Regions from separate parts of the Homo sapiens genome. Here region 2 is linked to region 1. The links are chromatin loops, found by intact Hi-C in ENCODE. Cell type or tissue: HCT116. All regions are shown on one strand.

What was found. Peaks named below come from ENCODE experiments on the same cell type or tissue, not always from the same donor. Only the 100,000 strongest peaks of a DNase experiment are listed, where the experiment ranks them.
Region 2: it touches region 1 in a loop (2.8-fold over the local background); 3 of 110 quality-filtered maps call a loop at or near these places.

Annotation. Positions count from the first base shown.
Region 1 is chr14:96,737,820-96,745,819 of GRCh38, reverse strand. LINC02299 (long intergenic non-protein coding RNA 2299) reads right to left here and starts at 4,629. Exons shown (of 4, transcript NR_146552.1): 1 at 4,609-4,629; 2 at 1,551-1,659. RefSeq lists a silencer at 4,078-4,127 and an enhancer at 4,463-4,963. In HCT116, a CTCF peak has its summit at 4,208 (motif pointing right); a DNase peak (open chromatin) is centred at 4,279; H3K4me3 peaks cover 1,081 bases; H3K27me3 peaks cover 628 bases.
Region 2 is chr14:97,134,406-97,142,405 of GRCh38, reverse strand. No RefSeq gene overlaps it. Among named protein-coding and RNA genes, the nearest start is that of LINC02304, 16 kb to the left of the region's middle. In HCT116, a CTCF peak has its summit at 3,358; a DNase peak (open chromatin) is centred at 3,385.

The DNA.
Region 1 (8,000 bases):
GGAAAATATTTAATGACTGGCTCTGGGGGGAAACAGACGTGATGTGTAGTGTCTGCCCACTCCCCTGGTGTAAACGCTGCCATTTAATGACTGGCTCTGGGGGGAAACAGACCTGATGTGTAGTGTTTGCCCATTCCCATGGTGTAAATGCTTCCATAGCTGCTGATGTCAAGCTACCAATGTTAAGTCACTGCAGGTTGGGAAGAGATGCAAACATGTGCTCCTGCAAGCTGGTGCAAGCTGGTGCCAGCCAGTGGAGGCCGACTCCAGCATGCCACTGAAGTGACATCTAGAGCAAGGCCTGAAGGGCTCATCACAGGGTGGACACAAAAGATGGATTTGAGTTTGAGTGAGACCAGAGGCAAAACTGAGGACAGGTTTTTACAGAGCTGTGCTGTCCAATACTGTACTCACTAACCATATGTGGCTATTTGGTTTAGATTAAAATGTATTACAATTAAAAATTCAGTAGTTTGGTGGCACTAGACACATTTCAGATGCTCAGTGGTTACATGTGGCTAGTGGCAATCACATTGGACAGCACACGTTTTAGAACATTTCCATCCTCATTGAATGTTCTATTAGCTAGCACTGTAGGGAAGGAGGGAGGCAGGATGAATTTCTAGCAAGAGAAGAGAAGCTGTGACATGGAAGATGAAGGGTCAGCTAAAATAAGCTTCCTCAATGTCCCAATTTCACCAAGGATCAGCCTCAAATGAAGGATGGGTTGAATGAATGAAAGTTAAGATGTTGAGCTCCTCTACTGTGCTGAGCCTTTTTTTCCTTTTCTTTTCTGTTCTGTTCTGTTCTCTTCTCTTCTCTTTCTTTCTCTCTCTCTCTCTTCTTTCTTTCTTTCGTTCATTAGCTTGTTCTTTCTTTCTTTCGTTTTTGGTCAGGGTCTCACTCTGTCACCCAGGCTGGAGTGCAGTGGCATAATCTTGGCTCACTGCAGCCTCGACCTCCTGGGCTCAAGCCATCCTCCCACCTCTGCCTCCCAAAGTGTTGGGACTACAGGTGTGAGCCACCACACCTGGCCCTGTAGTGAGACCCTTGCTGGGTGATCTGCTCCCTGCCCTTGAGGAATTTACAGCCCTGGTACACAGTAGGTGCTCAATACATGTGTCAAGGCATTTTGGACCATCTTGGGGACAGTGCTCCATGGAGCACGCTTTGGGATGCACCTGTCCAAACACAGCCCTGTGTGAGCAGGTGAAGCCCAGGGCTGCAACTACTGCTCAGGTGCTCAGGTGCTGGCCCACAGATCATCCGGCTTGGGCTAAGACACCCATCGGGAAGTAGCTTTCTCTCCAGTGAGACTGTACTGTGTATGTTCCTTGTTTCATCAGCACACAGGAGCATGGTGATGACCACAGATACACAGTGCTCGGGTCAGTTGCTGAGGAAACCAAGCCCGTGTTTAACAGCTAAGGCAGCAGCAAGCCTTTGGTGGAGCCCAGCACAGCCCCACCTCATGGAGTGGAAGCCGGATTGGAATCTAGCTACACTTTTCTCCAAAACCCATGCTCCGTCCCTACCCCCCACACACTCACCTCTTGATCACTTTCATATCACAGCCCCTGCTCATCCGAGAACCTCGTTTCCTTCCCAGAAGTCCTCCTTACTTCTCTTCCCACAGAGCCCGTGTCGCTTTCACAGCCACTTTAAAAAGGAAAAACAAAGGTGACTTTTATTCTATTCTAAAAGTAAAATCTCACTCTTTCAAGAAAATTAGAAGGCAAAAGAGAAGTGGAAGGATAAAGGAGGAAAAACTTTGCCCATAGTTCCAACCATACAAAGACAGGCACTGTGCGGGTATTTTCTGTGTAACTTTTACTTTGTGGAGCATCTTTTTCGTGATCATGCTGTGGATTCAGCTTTGAATCCTGCTTTTTGTCTCAGCACGCGATCACCTGCACTCCCAGGTTACTGTACTCTTACCAACATGGTTCTCCACGGCAGCATCAATTTTAAGTGGCGGGTGGACCCTGGTTTACTCAAATCGTCATCCACTTTTGTTGGACATCTAGGTTATTTCCAATTTCTCTTTCAAGTATGGCAGCTTGGTTTACTTCTCCAGCTTTTTCCACGTTTCAGAATCTTTCTTTGGGATAGATTTTCAGCAGTGGAATTACTGGATCAAAAGATATGTGTATCTGGCTGGGCACGGTGGCTCACACCTATAATCCCAGCACTTTGGGAGGCCAAGGCGGGCAGATCACCTGAGGCCAGGAGTTCAAGACCAGTCTGGCCAACATGGCCAAACCCCGTCTCTACTAAAAATATAAAAATTAGCCGGAGGTGGTGGTACATGCCTGTAATCCCAACTACTAGGGAGGCTAAGGCAGGAGAATTGCTTGAACCTAGGAGGCAGATGTTGCAGTGAGTGGAGACCTCACCACTGTACTCCAGCCTGGACAACAGAGAGAGACTCCATCACAAAAAAAAAAAAAAAAAAAATGGTGGGAGTATCTTAAAGTTTCTTAATACAGATTGCCAAATTTCTTTTTACCAATTTATACCCCCAAAGCTCAGGTGTGGTGGCTCACACCTGTAGTCCCAACACTTTGGGAGGCAGAGGTGGGAGGATAGCTTGAGCCCAGGAGGTTGAGGCTGCAGTGAGCCAAGATTATGCCACTGCACATCCTGTCTTCTCTCCTCCCTCACCAGCCTTTGATTTTATTGTAATCTTTCCTCACTCCATAGGTTCATGTACTAACTCATTGTTTTATCTGAATTCCTTTTATTATTTTGGTGATGGAGACTTCTCTCAAATACCAACAACCGTTGAAAAGTTTGGTGGCCACTAAAACTGGACATATCTTTAATAAAATTGTGCCAGGTTCCAAGGCTGCCCGATCGGCAGGGAAGATGCAAGGCTGTCCTGGAAAGTCCAAACTCTGGGAGCTTGTGGAGGATTCTCCGTGACCACGGCCTTCTGGACTCTGGTATCCCATCCCCATCACCATTCCTACACTCACCTAATGCCACCTCTTCAATGAGGACAGTGAATTCCAAATAAACGGCTATTTGTCTGTGTTTATAAAGCAAAGGACAAACAAAAACAAGCCTGGCCTGAGGGGGCTGCAGAAGGCACCTGTCACCCTGCAGACCAGAAGCTCAGGCAGCAAGATCCAGTGGAGACTAATTCCAAGACGCTGGACGGAAAAGAGGTGGCTGGCATTCTAGATGACTATGCTAGAGGCCTGTGGCTCTTCTGTGAAACTCCCTGGGGAACAGGGGGCAGAAAGAATATAAACAGAAATATGAAGTTGGAGGCTGAGAAACAGAAAAGGAGAGAAGAGGCAGGGCCTAGTGGCTCAGGCCTGTAATCCCAGCACTTTGGGAGGCCAAGGCGGGCGGATCAGTTGAGGCCAGGAGTTCCAGACCAGCCTGGCCAACATGGAAAAACCCCGTCTCTACTAAAAATATAAAAATTAGCCGGGCATAGTGGCGGGCACCCGACAGTGAGAGCCGGAATCGCGCCACTGCACTCCAGCCTGGAGGGAGACTCTCTCAAAAAGAGAGAAAGAGAGAGAGAGGGGGAGAGAGAGGGAGGGAGAGGGAGGGAGACAGGTAGGGAGGGGAGAGAGAGAGAGAAGAAAAAGTTACAGGGAAGAAAAAAAGACAAACGGCGAGAATGCTGTAGGATGGGGAAAGGCAGACAGAGCAAAGTGGAAGTCAGAAATTGTGATCCGCTGCTCTAAAATAAATCAAACAGGGAGAAAAGAGAGACTCAGGGGTATGTGGACAGAGAGTAGAATGGGGAGGCACAGGACAAGGGAGTCCCCCAGGCCGGAACAGGCCAGAAAGCCAGAACCTGGTCGAGGGGAGGGGGCGAGCAGAGCGGCGGGGAGCAGACGGGAGAGAGGGTCGCGCCGAGCCGCGAACACCCGAGGAAAGGCAGCCCCGCCGCGCCACTTCCAAGGGTCCGGGCTTGGGCCACTCGCCCCATGCCCAGGGTTCGGGGGCAACACCAGCGGGCGGCCGCAGCCAAGGAAGGGGCTCCCCAAAGTTTGCAATAAAATCACCCACGCCCGCCTCCGTCTCGGAGGGACTTCGTGTAAATGCACGAGCCCAGGCACCCCCTCGGCCCCTCGCCCCCCTCGCCCCCCAGCCTCTGCTGCAGCCCGGGCTGCTTCTCCCGCGGGCGGGTGGTGCTTGGAGGCGGCGGCGGCGTGCGGGCCAGCTCGTGGTAATCCCCGATGCTGACGCTAGAGGGCGCGCAAAGGTTGCTGCGCCGCGCCAGGTCTGCGAGGAGCGGCGGGTAGAAACGCAAAAAGCGTAGGGCCTGCGGGTGTCGGCACCAGCAGTGGGGTGCTAGGGGCTGGACAGTGGGGTGCCGCGGAGCCGGGCAGTGGGGTGCTGGAGGCGCTGGCCCGGATGGCTGATGGGAGGGTGCCATGCAAAGAGGTGTTGCTCACTTTATTTATTTGGAGAGAGGTTGCCCCTGCATTAAATCTTTGCAAGACTGAAACAAGCCGGTGCAAAACTAAATGAGAGACAGGCGGAGGCAGGCAGGGCAGGAGATGCCCCACACCTCGCTCCCTGGGTTATGGAACCCCCAAAACTGCTTTGGGGGAGAAATAGTCTGATCCCACCAGTACTCACCTCTCCACACACACGCACGTCCTTTCAGAATGGGGTTGGGCGGGGGAGGTGGTGAACTTTAAAAGGCTTTTAAAGGAACAACAACAAAAAAAAAAAAGGTTTGCACAAGGCTGAGGTACTTGAAATGATTTTTGTGTTGCAAATTGCTATGCTTTTACTGAGGCGCTGATGAAAATAAATGAAGCTCCTCTCTCTCTTTTTGCTAATAAATGAAATGAAAAAAGCGCCATTATTATGCCACCTGCTTCTAATTCCTAATTGTGGTAACTTAATTCTCAGATTGTTGTTAGCTGCTTAATATCGCAGGCGCACAAGCAAAAATAAAAATATGAGGGCCGTTTGGGTCTTTTTTGGCCAACGAGGTGGAAGGTGCTTGGACTCAGTTTTTTGTTTAGTTTGGTGACAGTTCCCACAGTGAAATGTGTGCACGGTATTGGAAGGGAGAAATCTTTATTCTCTTCAGCATCCCAAGGGGAGCTCAAAAGGAATAAAAAGGCTTCTGAGCTGCTCAAAACCTAAATAAATAGTCCATGAAAAATGATCAGTGACAAGGTCCGTATTTTTTCCATACTGAAATAGAATGGTGCATATTTCCTATAAAAGAAGAAAACATTAATTTTTATAAGCTGGTTCCTAAATGCCTTCTATGAACCTCTGAACCACACAGTTCCCAGCCTGGGCATTGTAGCTGGGTCCCTGGCTGAAAAACCTTTCTTTCGGGTGTGTCACAGATGACAGGTAAACTCCTTCCCAGTCATTATTTCCGGGCCCTCCAGTCTAGGGAGGTGGGGATGGCCATGGGGCGGGGGGCGGTGGGGGGGGGGGGTGCGATGAGACTCTTAAAATTTCTCCCAGGCAAATAGAAATTAGCAGATCTGAATCACAATTCTGTGAAAGTCAAGAGCTATATTTAGCTTCTTCTCTTATTTTCCATTAAAACCAAGTTTTTTTGTTTGTTTTCCCTGGTCTCTCTTATTGTTGGGAAGTTCTGGAGTATCAGACTTGTCAGGAGAGTGTGAGAGAGCCCGAAATAAGTACAAATTTAGGAGAGAAAATGCCATATTTCTCTGGTACAATTATGAAAGGATAGAATATTGCCATACACTGTAACACATTTTTTTTTCTTCTCTAGTTCCAGGCAAACAGCTAAATAAACACATAATAAGCATTTAATCGAGAACAATTTGTCACAATGTTGCTAGTCAACAAGACAGAACTGCCTTCTGTGAAACCGAATAAAATCAACTTAATACTTCATGCCCTGGCCTCCTTGGCCTTTGAGTTTTTCACATGAGATGCGTTTGTCCCTTATGACTGTGAATGAGAGTACCTTGGAAAATGCTGGCTCAATTGCATCCAAGCCAGTTTGGGGCCTGCCGGGGAAAGCAGCCAGACAGACCTTCAATCCCAGTTCAAACTACCCTCTAAGTGTTGCAGTGACACATGGCAATGTCCTGTTGACCATAAAATCCCGTTCTAGCAGACGAGAACACTGTCCAGCTCTAAGCAGAAGGGCAGCCCGCTCGAGCAGACCGCGAGATGCTGCCCAGTCCAAAACGTGAGCAAAGTTCACAGGGGAGAGAACGCAGCGCAGCCGCCCCGAGTCAGCCCTGAAGCAAGAAAAACCAAAAGAAAACACTTGTGAATGAAACTTAAAGCTCTCAATGGAGCTGGAGCAGCAGGTGCTGTTTAAATAACCAAAATAAGGTTGCAAGCAACAGATCCTATGTTTGCTGGGTTCTTTCCTATGCTGCATGACATTAGAAAGGGAGTGTGTAAAAATATAAGGCTACATCTGCAGGCAGAGCTAGGCTGATGGTGAGGAGACGCAGCAAATGAACCCCAAATTCAGGAAAATATGCAAAAGGTTTGCTCTTTAAATTCTACAGGAAAACAGAAAGTGGAAAATATGTGTGTCTGGGTTGTAGTGAGGAGGGATAGATGAAACATAGAATGCTAATGTGTCTCATGATCAACCGAGAGTATCTTATTTACATCTTAAGCTATTTGTTGCTGATTTTCCATGCAACTGTTTTGTACTGGAATTCTCAAAGCTGAACCAGAAGCATTTAAATGACCCTGTACGTTTGCTGTGTGTCTTCTAGAAGGTGTAGACACACACACGCGCGCACACACACACACACACAGCCGGTCCCACATCTATGTGCATAAGCCGCATATACTCCCCCTTATCTCTACAAATCTCTGCCATCTCTATATTCCCAAACACAGGAGAATCTATGTATTTATTTCTCTCTTGAACTCGACTATGCAACACAAGTCAACACTCTTAAATGTCATCTTTTAATACCTCATGTAAAAGGCAAACTTTTCCTAACATGCTTTTCTCCAATCCTATTTAATGAACTCCCCTGAACACTGCATGTACCCAATTTCATCTGTAGAGGTAAGGCATAATATTAAAAAAATTTTTTTTTGGTATTAAAAAATGAAAGGAAAAAAGCAGGGGAAATATTTTGAAAGTCAATTAAAATTTTGTGTACGTTTTCATTTTTTAATGATAAATTAAGTTACTAATTTTGTCCGTGCTCTTTGTAGACACTGCAGGTTTAATTGCTAATTGTTAACTGCGAATGAATACATTTGCATATTAATTAGCTCCCAATTTACATTTTTAATTTGCTTCCTTCAAAAGGTGCAAGATAAAAGGTCGTGTTATTTTAAATAATTTATGCTTTATTGCATGAAATACGCTAATATGAAATGTGCCTACTAATTTTAACCCCTTTTCTAAGAAGGAAAATGAATACCATTAAAAGGGGAAGGCAGAACTGGTGGTGTTTTGAAAAACAACATTATGCTACGTTGTACCTCAGCAGCAGAACTGCTTTTTCCTGCAGTCTCCTTAGGCTGAAAAAATGAATGCATTTTTTTCCTTTACCATCCGTTTAAAAAGTGATAATATATTTGAAGAACAAAACAGCTGCAGTGGGGGGAGCCTATCAGTCCTTTATCCAGGAAAAGATAGACAAAATGAGTCTTGTTTTCTAGTCAATATCGCCAGCAAGTGGAAGTCCTCCCAACACCGCCCCCCCACCCTGCAGTGGAGACGCCTCCAGCAGAAACCGCTTCTCCCCACGCCAGTCTCCTCACCCACCAAAAGAAAGTTTTGCAGCTCACATCTTTCTCTAGGCTTTGGAATCCAAGTTCCTCGCCCTGGCTTCCTGAAAAATCGTGAGGTGGTTTGCACAGGGGAGAGTTCATTCTTTCCCAATAGCTGACCAAAGAGGTTCTCAAATTGTAATTTTCACTCTTCATCCCTTGTCAGTCAGCTTCACTGTAAGAAAATAAAAGCCTATTGTTAAAGTGGTGATATTAATACATCATGGTTTGGACAAGAAAACTAATATTCAGTTCTGAAAGGGGTGTAC
Region 2 (8,000 bases), 400 kb before region 1:
ACCTCAATTGTGGTCAGGTCAATCCTGCACTGACCCCAGGCAGGGAGCCCCAACCTCAGGGTCCTGGGAGAGGTGGGACTGCAGGCTCTGGAGCCAGAACGCTGGGGTCCAAATTCTAACTCTACTGCTTCTAAGCTGTGGGACCTCAGGTAAGTGACTTGATGTCTTGAAGCCTCAATTTTCTTATCTGTGAAATGGGCACAATTAACATTAGCAAATTTAGAGAATTATTATAAGAAATAACTGAGATCAAGTGTAAAGTGTTTAGAACACAGTAGCTGAATCATAATGACAGCTTAATAATGCTAGTTATTTTTTTCTGTTATGAAAAGTATCAGTATAAATCCTATTCCCTCTCTTCCATGAGCACTTGGAGAAAAGAGAGGATCCCAAGAAGGTGGTGGTGTCTTTCCAGCCTCTCTGCTGTCCAGGCTCTCTGCTGTTTCTTTCTTACCACAGTGTCCTGTGGGAGACACTGTCAGCCAGTTGGCCCTGATTAAGGAGGAGAGAGGAATGCCCCCCGCCCCCCCCCCGACACACACACACACACATACCACCATCACCTGTGTTACTCACAAGACTTCCCTCTCTCCCTTCCCTTTAGGGCTAGAAGGGGGCTGCAGTGTAGAGACAGCATAGGTAAGAGACACAGTACTTTGGAATGGTGAGTTATGCATTCTTAAACACATAAGGCCTGGGTGGAATGAAAAAGAATTTAGGACTAAGAGGAAGTCTCTCTCCAAGAAAGTCTCGGCTGGTGCACCCCATCCCTGGCACCATGGTGGCCATGACCCTACCTGGCTCCAGCCCATGGCTGCCTGCATGTTGGTTCTCCTCCATCTCTGAATGCCCAGGTCTTGCCAGCCCAGTGCCTAGAACACCATGGGAGAGTAATTGTTGAATATCTGAAAGTAACTAGACTTCGACAAGCTCATTTGGGGCCATGTTTAACCTAAAGGCAAGACAGGTAAGAGATTGATAACAGATCACTGGCAATTGAAGTTTAAAATCCAATTTTAAAGTTTAGTTAGATGAAGGGATACAGACGCTGAATCATCTTTAAATAGAATAGGAGAGAGAAGTAATATAGAATAGCATTTTTAGATATTTTCCCATTTTAAAATGAGAAATCATTTGAGGGAATCATAATATTAATAAAACCAGCAATAATAATAGAAATTAAGTTTTATTAAATGATTGCTTTATTGTATAATAGCTGTTATTGAATGTTTATTAAAAAGTTAGTAACTAACTTTTATTGAATGTGACAATGTGTTGAGTGCCTCATTAAATCTTTACAACAACCCTGTAAAGGAGATACTGTTGTCCCCATTTTACAGATGGCCAGGTTGAGGTTTAGAAAGACTAACCAACTCAGCCGGGCGCAGTGGCTCACGCCTGTAATCCCAGAACTTTGGGAGGCCGAGGCGGGTGGATCACGAGGTCAGGAGATTGAGACCATCCTGGCTAACGCGGTGAAACCTCGTCTCTACTAAAAATACAAAAGCTTAGCTGGGCGTGGTGGTGGGCGCCTGTAGTCCCAGCTACTCGGGAGGCTGAGGAAGGAGAATGGCATGAACCCGGGAGGCGGAGCTTGCAGTGAGCCGAGATTGCACCACTGCACTCCAGCCTGGGCGACAGAGCGAGACTCCATCTCAAAAGAAAGACTAAGCAACTCATTCACAGAGCTCATGGGTGGCTCATGGAGGCAGTACAGTCTGACTGTAGATGTTATAGACAATAGACACCTGAACTAATATAATTCTGTAAGTGGGTATGGACTTCCTATTATGTTGTCAACTTCTCCTGTAGGAACACTGGAGTAGAAATGTGGTTCTCCCTTCTGAGAGTTTATAACCCAGTTCTGATGCCAGAACCCATGCATTAAATTATTCAGCAGCCAAATAAGAATTAAGTTTGAAATGCAAGAAAAAAGAAATGAAAAAGTACGGCTACAGTTTTCTTATCTGCTACAGATATTGTATTGTCTTGACCCCTTCTATGTTGACATCTACCATTTCAGCTCTAGAGCTACTTCCATGGTAACATGCAGGGTGGCCTTGGCCAAGCCCCGTCACTGCTGAACCTCAGGCTTCTTAGCTATAATTCAATCTCCAAGCTTTCATTAAGGGTGTAGAGTTTACAAAGTCCTTTGCCATCACACACAGAGGCTTCAACAACAAGTGGGACCAGGTTAACCACGTTCTTGCCTTGAAGATATTCCCGATTTGTAGATTGAAAGGGTTAAACCAGCATGAAGCACAGAATGTATAGGGGGTATAATTGCTGCTGGCCGTTGTTTTTAGTGAAGAAGTGGTAACATTATCAGAATTCCAATGGAAGACCCCTGAGAGATGCTTAGAGATGCCTGCAGTGCCGGTGGTCATGAGGATGATTGTGTCAATGTTTGGCAGGGGCATCTTTGTTTCGAAGATTTCACGGTGCTAAAGAAGTTAATGTGTAAATTAAAATCAATTATCTTCAGATAATTGCCTCTGCCTCCATCTTTCTCACTCTTATTCTCCTCTTTATTCCCTGGGCCTTGAAGGCCTACAGCTTGGAATGATGGCACATGAGGTTGAAAGTAAAGTGGCGTGCTCCTCAGACCACAATGACAGGGGCTAAATCATGTGCTCGGATCAATCAAGAGACATGAGGTCTTAGTCCCTGATTCTCATGCCACTACTACCCTTTCTCAACATCATTCCTTTGAGTTCTTTTTCCTAGAGAAGGACCTCAAATCTTTTTTTGACAGACCCCACCCAACTATCGATGGCAGTTATCCTGGGTAAGAGTACAGCTGTGGTGCTAAGGACTTTATGGGCACTTCCCAGCTGTGTGACCTTGAGTTAGTCACTTTCCCTCTCTGAGACTTAGGTTTTTCATCTATAAAATTGGGTAATATTAACCTACCTCAAAGGGGGCTGTTATGAGGATTGAATTAGAAAACAGCCCCTGTTACATGACTAGGAAAGAAAGCTATTGATACCATTGTGCTTTAGGCTACACTGGTTCTTAAAAAATTTGTAACCCAAATATAACCAGGCCAGAGGTCCAGTCTCTGCGTAGAGTAGCTTTTGAATAAACAATAGTTTGACAGCCAAAAGTAATTCTTAAAATCTTTTCCGAAATATCCTATAGACCATTGAAGAAGGTGTAATTCACATTCTATAGCAAAACGTTTTAAAAGCATCATTCCCTATTTACTCCCCTCTCAACCTTCAAGCTGTCCCATAGCTTCCCCACAAGACTTTCTCCTTCTCTCCTATTTCCACTTAAGGCACCATGCAGCCTATGGTCTCTTTGTTTTGCCTGTCCCCTGACTTCCTGCTCTACCTTTCTTCCTTCTGGTAATCCATTCCCATTCCTGAATACAGTGCCTTACCTAGGCCATTAGGGGTCCTTCCAATTCTGCAATTCTTTCGACTCATAATACCGCCCGACAGACAGAAGGTCTGAGACCATGCAGGAAGACTGTGAGCCCTATTGAGAAGGTCAGGTGTGTGCACAGGCTGCAAATACTGCTAACATACTTAGATCCACTAAATTACACGTAAATAACTTGAATTGCTTTTAGAGCAATGCACAAAACAGAGGACACTCTTTGCTGCCAGCAAGGGCTTCAAGTTTTGAATGCTTAGCTGGCTTCTTACCTGGAGAACTGTCCTGGACCACACACCCTTTTGGCCCCACTGGCATCAGGTTAGAAAGAGGTCAGCAAATCCCATGAAAGGCCTTCTGAGCCTTGAAGGCTCCACTGGGAGAGAGGAAAGAGGAAAAACCCTTCTCCGCCAAAGCCAACTGCCTACTCCTTTCCCAAGGCCTTGCCCTGTTTGGCCTTCTGATGAAGGTGGTACTTCTCGAAAAGGACTATCATTCTACAGCCGCGGGTGCCAAGAGCTCAAGAGATAAGAGAATGTTTACTCAAAGGAGAAAACTACCTTCTGCTCAATGCTCTACTTGCACTGAAAGTTCCATTCCCTGCTAGAGTGTCCTCATTAGATGTTTTCAAGGCCTTTGTTTTGTCCTTGACTTCAGGATGAATGGAAGAGAAATGTTGAAGAAAATATATGTAGACCAAAGTCCAACCCAGCCTCTTGTGGACATTTGCTAGACAGAGTTCTTGGTATCTGGAAAGGGCACAGCGTCCACTGCAACCTCTGAACCTTAACTCAAGAGCCAAGAGCATCACCTCATTTGGATCTGAGCAGAATCCCATCAGCAGTTCCCTCCGAGGAAGGCCCATCACTCAGCAAGCCACTCCCAGGGTCTTCCGTCCCCATTAGTATTTAATGTTATTCCTATGGTAAGCGATGGCTGGGTTCATCTCTTTTGGAATGGGTCTGGGTTTAGTTTGCCCGTGGAAAAGGATGCATTAGTGAGATTAAATGGGGCTTGTCATGCCAGCACATGTCACTGGAGCTGCTACAGACAATAACGACAGCAGGAAATGATCTTCCGCAGATGATGAATTCGTGTCTAGATCTGACTGTGCTTTTTTGTAAAGGTGTGTTGGGGGTCACAGTTTCACACAGTTCAAACGGGTTTCCTGACAGGTTGCCAGCTCTAGAGTCTTGCAGTAGATCGGGTGAATGTGCTTGGTTAAATGCAAGCTAATGTTTGTGCCTTGGATGGAGATGCAAGCACCACCAGGAAGACAAAAAGAAAGTAAAAATTAACAGCAGGAGGAGAATGGGGAAAACTACCTGTTGTATTCCAGGCACTGAATTATAATGCTCAGTTAATTTCTCTGGCTCCCTCTAAACGGTGGGCTCCTCAAGAGTGAGAACCACAGTTTATCCAGTTCTATTCTCCCAATTTTATTACAGCACCTGGCACATAGTAAACACTCGGAGATTGATGAATGTATGAATGGCCAAACTCTGCTTGATTCCCATTTTAGAGGAACAAAATCCAGACAGATACATAGCTTTAAGTGGGAAAAAAATCATTAAAACAGCCTAAGCGCATTATAATACAACGGCATAAGGCAGTATCATGAAGTCATTAAAAATAATGTGGATCCAGATGAATGGATGAATAAAATGTGGAATATGCATGCAATAGAATATTATTTAGCTTTAAAAAGGAGGTGAATCCTGACACATGCTACAACACTGATGAACTTTGAGGACATTATACTAAGTTAAATAAGCCAGTCACAAAAGAGCATGTATTGGATGATTCCACTTGACTGGATGATTCCATTTGAAGATGATATGAGTTATCTAGAGTAGTTGAATTCATAGGGACAGAAAGTAGAATGGTAGTTGCCAGAGGCTGGGGGAGAGGGGAATGGGGAGTTGTGTAATGGGTACAGAGTTTCAGTTTTGCAAAATGAAAAGAGTTCTGTAGATGGATTGTGGTATTGGTAGCACACTCATGTGAATGTACTTAATGCCACTGAACTGTACTCATAAAAATGTACAGTTAAGATGGTAAATTGTATGTTTTGCACATTTTACTGCAAGTAAAACAAACGTTGGAAATTTTGTCCAAATGGAAAAATGCAATATGTTTTGTCCAAATGGAAGAATGCAAAATGGCATAGACATGCACATGAAAAGGAATAAGCAAAGAGAAAACCACTGCATGGTGGGTGGTGGCATCATCACCATTATATCATTTTTAAAATGTATTATTTAGTATTTACACATTTCCTTTAAAAAAACTTTTTTTGTTCAAAAAAGTAAAGATATCAAAAGAATACCTAGCAGGAGAAAGGAATAAAAATACAAATAGATCTGAATGATACTGACAAAATGGCTGCGGTCATGGGTTCCTGACATAGAGGGATGCAGAGCTTGTTAAGTGCCAAAGTCCCTTAGTCACTTCCTTTTGATGATGGTGGTGGTGGTGGTGATGATGATGGTGATGGTAGTGGTGGTGGTGGTGATGGTGATGGTGATGGTGATGGTGATGGTGGTGGTGGTGGTGGTGGTGATGGTGATGGTGGTGATGGTGATGGTGGTGGTGGTGATGGTGATGGTGGTGATGGTGGTGATGGTGATGGTGGTGCTGGTGGTGGTGATAGTGGTTGTGATGATGATGATGGTGATGGTGATGGTGGTGATATTGGTGGTGGTGGTGGTAATGATGCTGGTGGTGGTGGTGATGGTGGTGATATTGGTGGTGGTGGTGGTAATGATGCTGGTGGTGGTGGTGATGGTGATGATGATGATGATGCTGGTGGTGGTGGTGATGATTATGATTTGGTGGTGGTGATGGTGGTGATGATGGTGGTGGTGGTGATGATGGTGGTGGTAGCGGTGATGATGATGGTGGTGGTGGTAGTGGTGATAATGCTGGTGGTGGTAATGATGATGATGGTGATGATGATGGTGGTGGTGATGATGATGGTGGTGGTAGTGGTGATAATGCTGGTGGTGGTAATGATGATGATGGTGATGATGATGGTGGTGGTGATGATGATGGTGGTGCTAATGATGGTGGTAGTCAGTGGGTGAGTTGTGGTGATGATGGTAATTGGTGGTGGTGATGATGATGGTGGTGGTGGTGGTGGTGGTGATGATGTTGGTAATGATGATGGTGGTGGCAATGATGGTGGTGATGATGATGGTGGTGGTGGTGGTGGTGGTGGTGATGGTGGTGGTGGTGGTGGTGATGGTGGTGGTGGTGATGATGGTGGTGATGGTGGTGGTGATGATGCTGGTGATGGTGGTGATGATGATGGTGATATAGTTGAACTGCAGAAAACTGAATTAAATAAATTGGAAGGAATTCAATAACATGTACTTGATGCTGAAACTTGAAGGTAGATGGAAGTTCTAGGCAGAGACTCAAAGACTGGGATTGCTGTTAATGCAAGAGTTTGGTGATGAATGTCAGGGATGGAGGTGCACATACACGTACCTACGCTGAACTGGGAACCATGAAACCAGAGTCCCAACATACCTTGCGTAGATCAGTTCTCTTCTTGTATCCTCACTTTCTCTGTCTGTGAAATGAAAAGTCTGCACCGAAGAATCTCCAAGCAACATTTCAGCTCTGACAGTTTCCAAATGGACTGAACTTTATCAGCCCCTTAGAAGTTAAAAAAGGACAGGAATACTCCAATATTGAATGTCTAACAGGATCTCCTGTTGAGAAAGCATTTCCATGAAGTTATTTTTAAAATAACTGAATGTGTACTGCAATGCTCACAATAAATATATGAATACAAACAAGAGAAATTCATGTAAATATATAATTATATTATGCACATTATATAAATGTCATATAAACTCTGAGAGGGTAGAAATCAACCATGACTACAGGTAATCCTGAATAAATCACTTGTTATGCTTAGCTTTTTGCATTATGAAAAATGACCTCTGTGTCTCCCTGTTTTTCGTTTATCTTTGTGTAGGTCTTACCCACCACAGAAACTCAATAGTGGCAAAACAGAAGGCATTTCAATTGAACATTTTAGAAGATATCCAAGTCTCAGATCTTTTTGATTCACACCAATGTGCCCAAGTAGCATGCTGCTGTGTCAGGAGTGTACCAAGGGATGAACTGAGGAAGCAGAGGACCCTTGGAGGACCCTGAGGGCACAGTTGGGAGAGATGAGAGAACAGAACAAGATGGTGACCGTTCACAACATGTAACTGAGTTCAGCTTCTCCTGTTGCCATTGAAGATGTTGGGTGACCATGGGCCTCTAGCACAGAGTAAGTTGGATAAGGTCAGTATCCTTACTGAGTTTATCCTTGAGCTCACTGAGGTTCCCTGATAAACAGGATGTTGGAGCCATCAGACCCTATGTGAGGATATGGGTACAGATGCTGACTAAGACCAGAAGGCTGGTCCCCTGAGAGAATTCAGAGAGAATTCTCCCAGCTCTTGAAAGATTCACTGGATACTGAGAAAACTCGGGGAAGTGAGGAAGGCAAACCATGCAGGTGCCCCTCTAGGTCTTGCAAGACCTCTTGGGGAAATAAACTGAATGGTAATGGTTGCAAGTCAAGGTAATGGGTTTGCATGCAGAGGTCACTCACA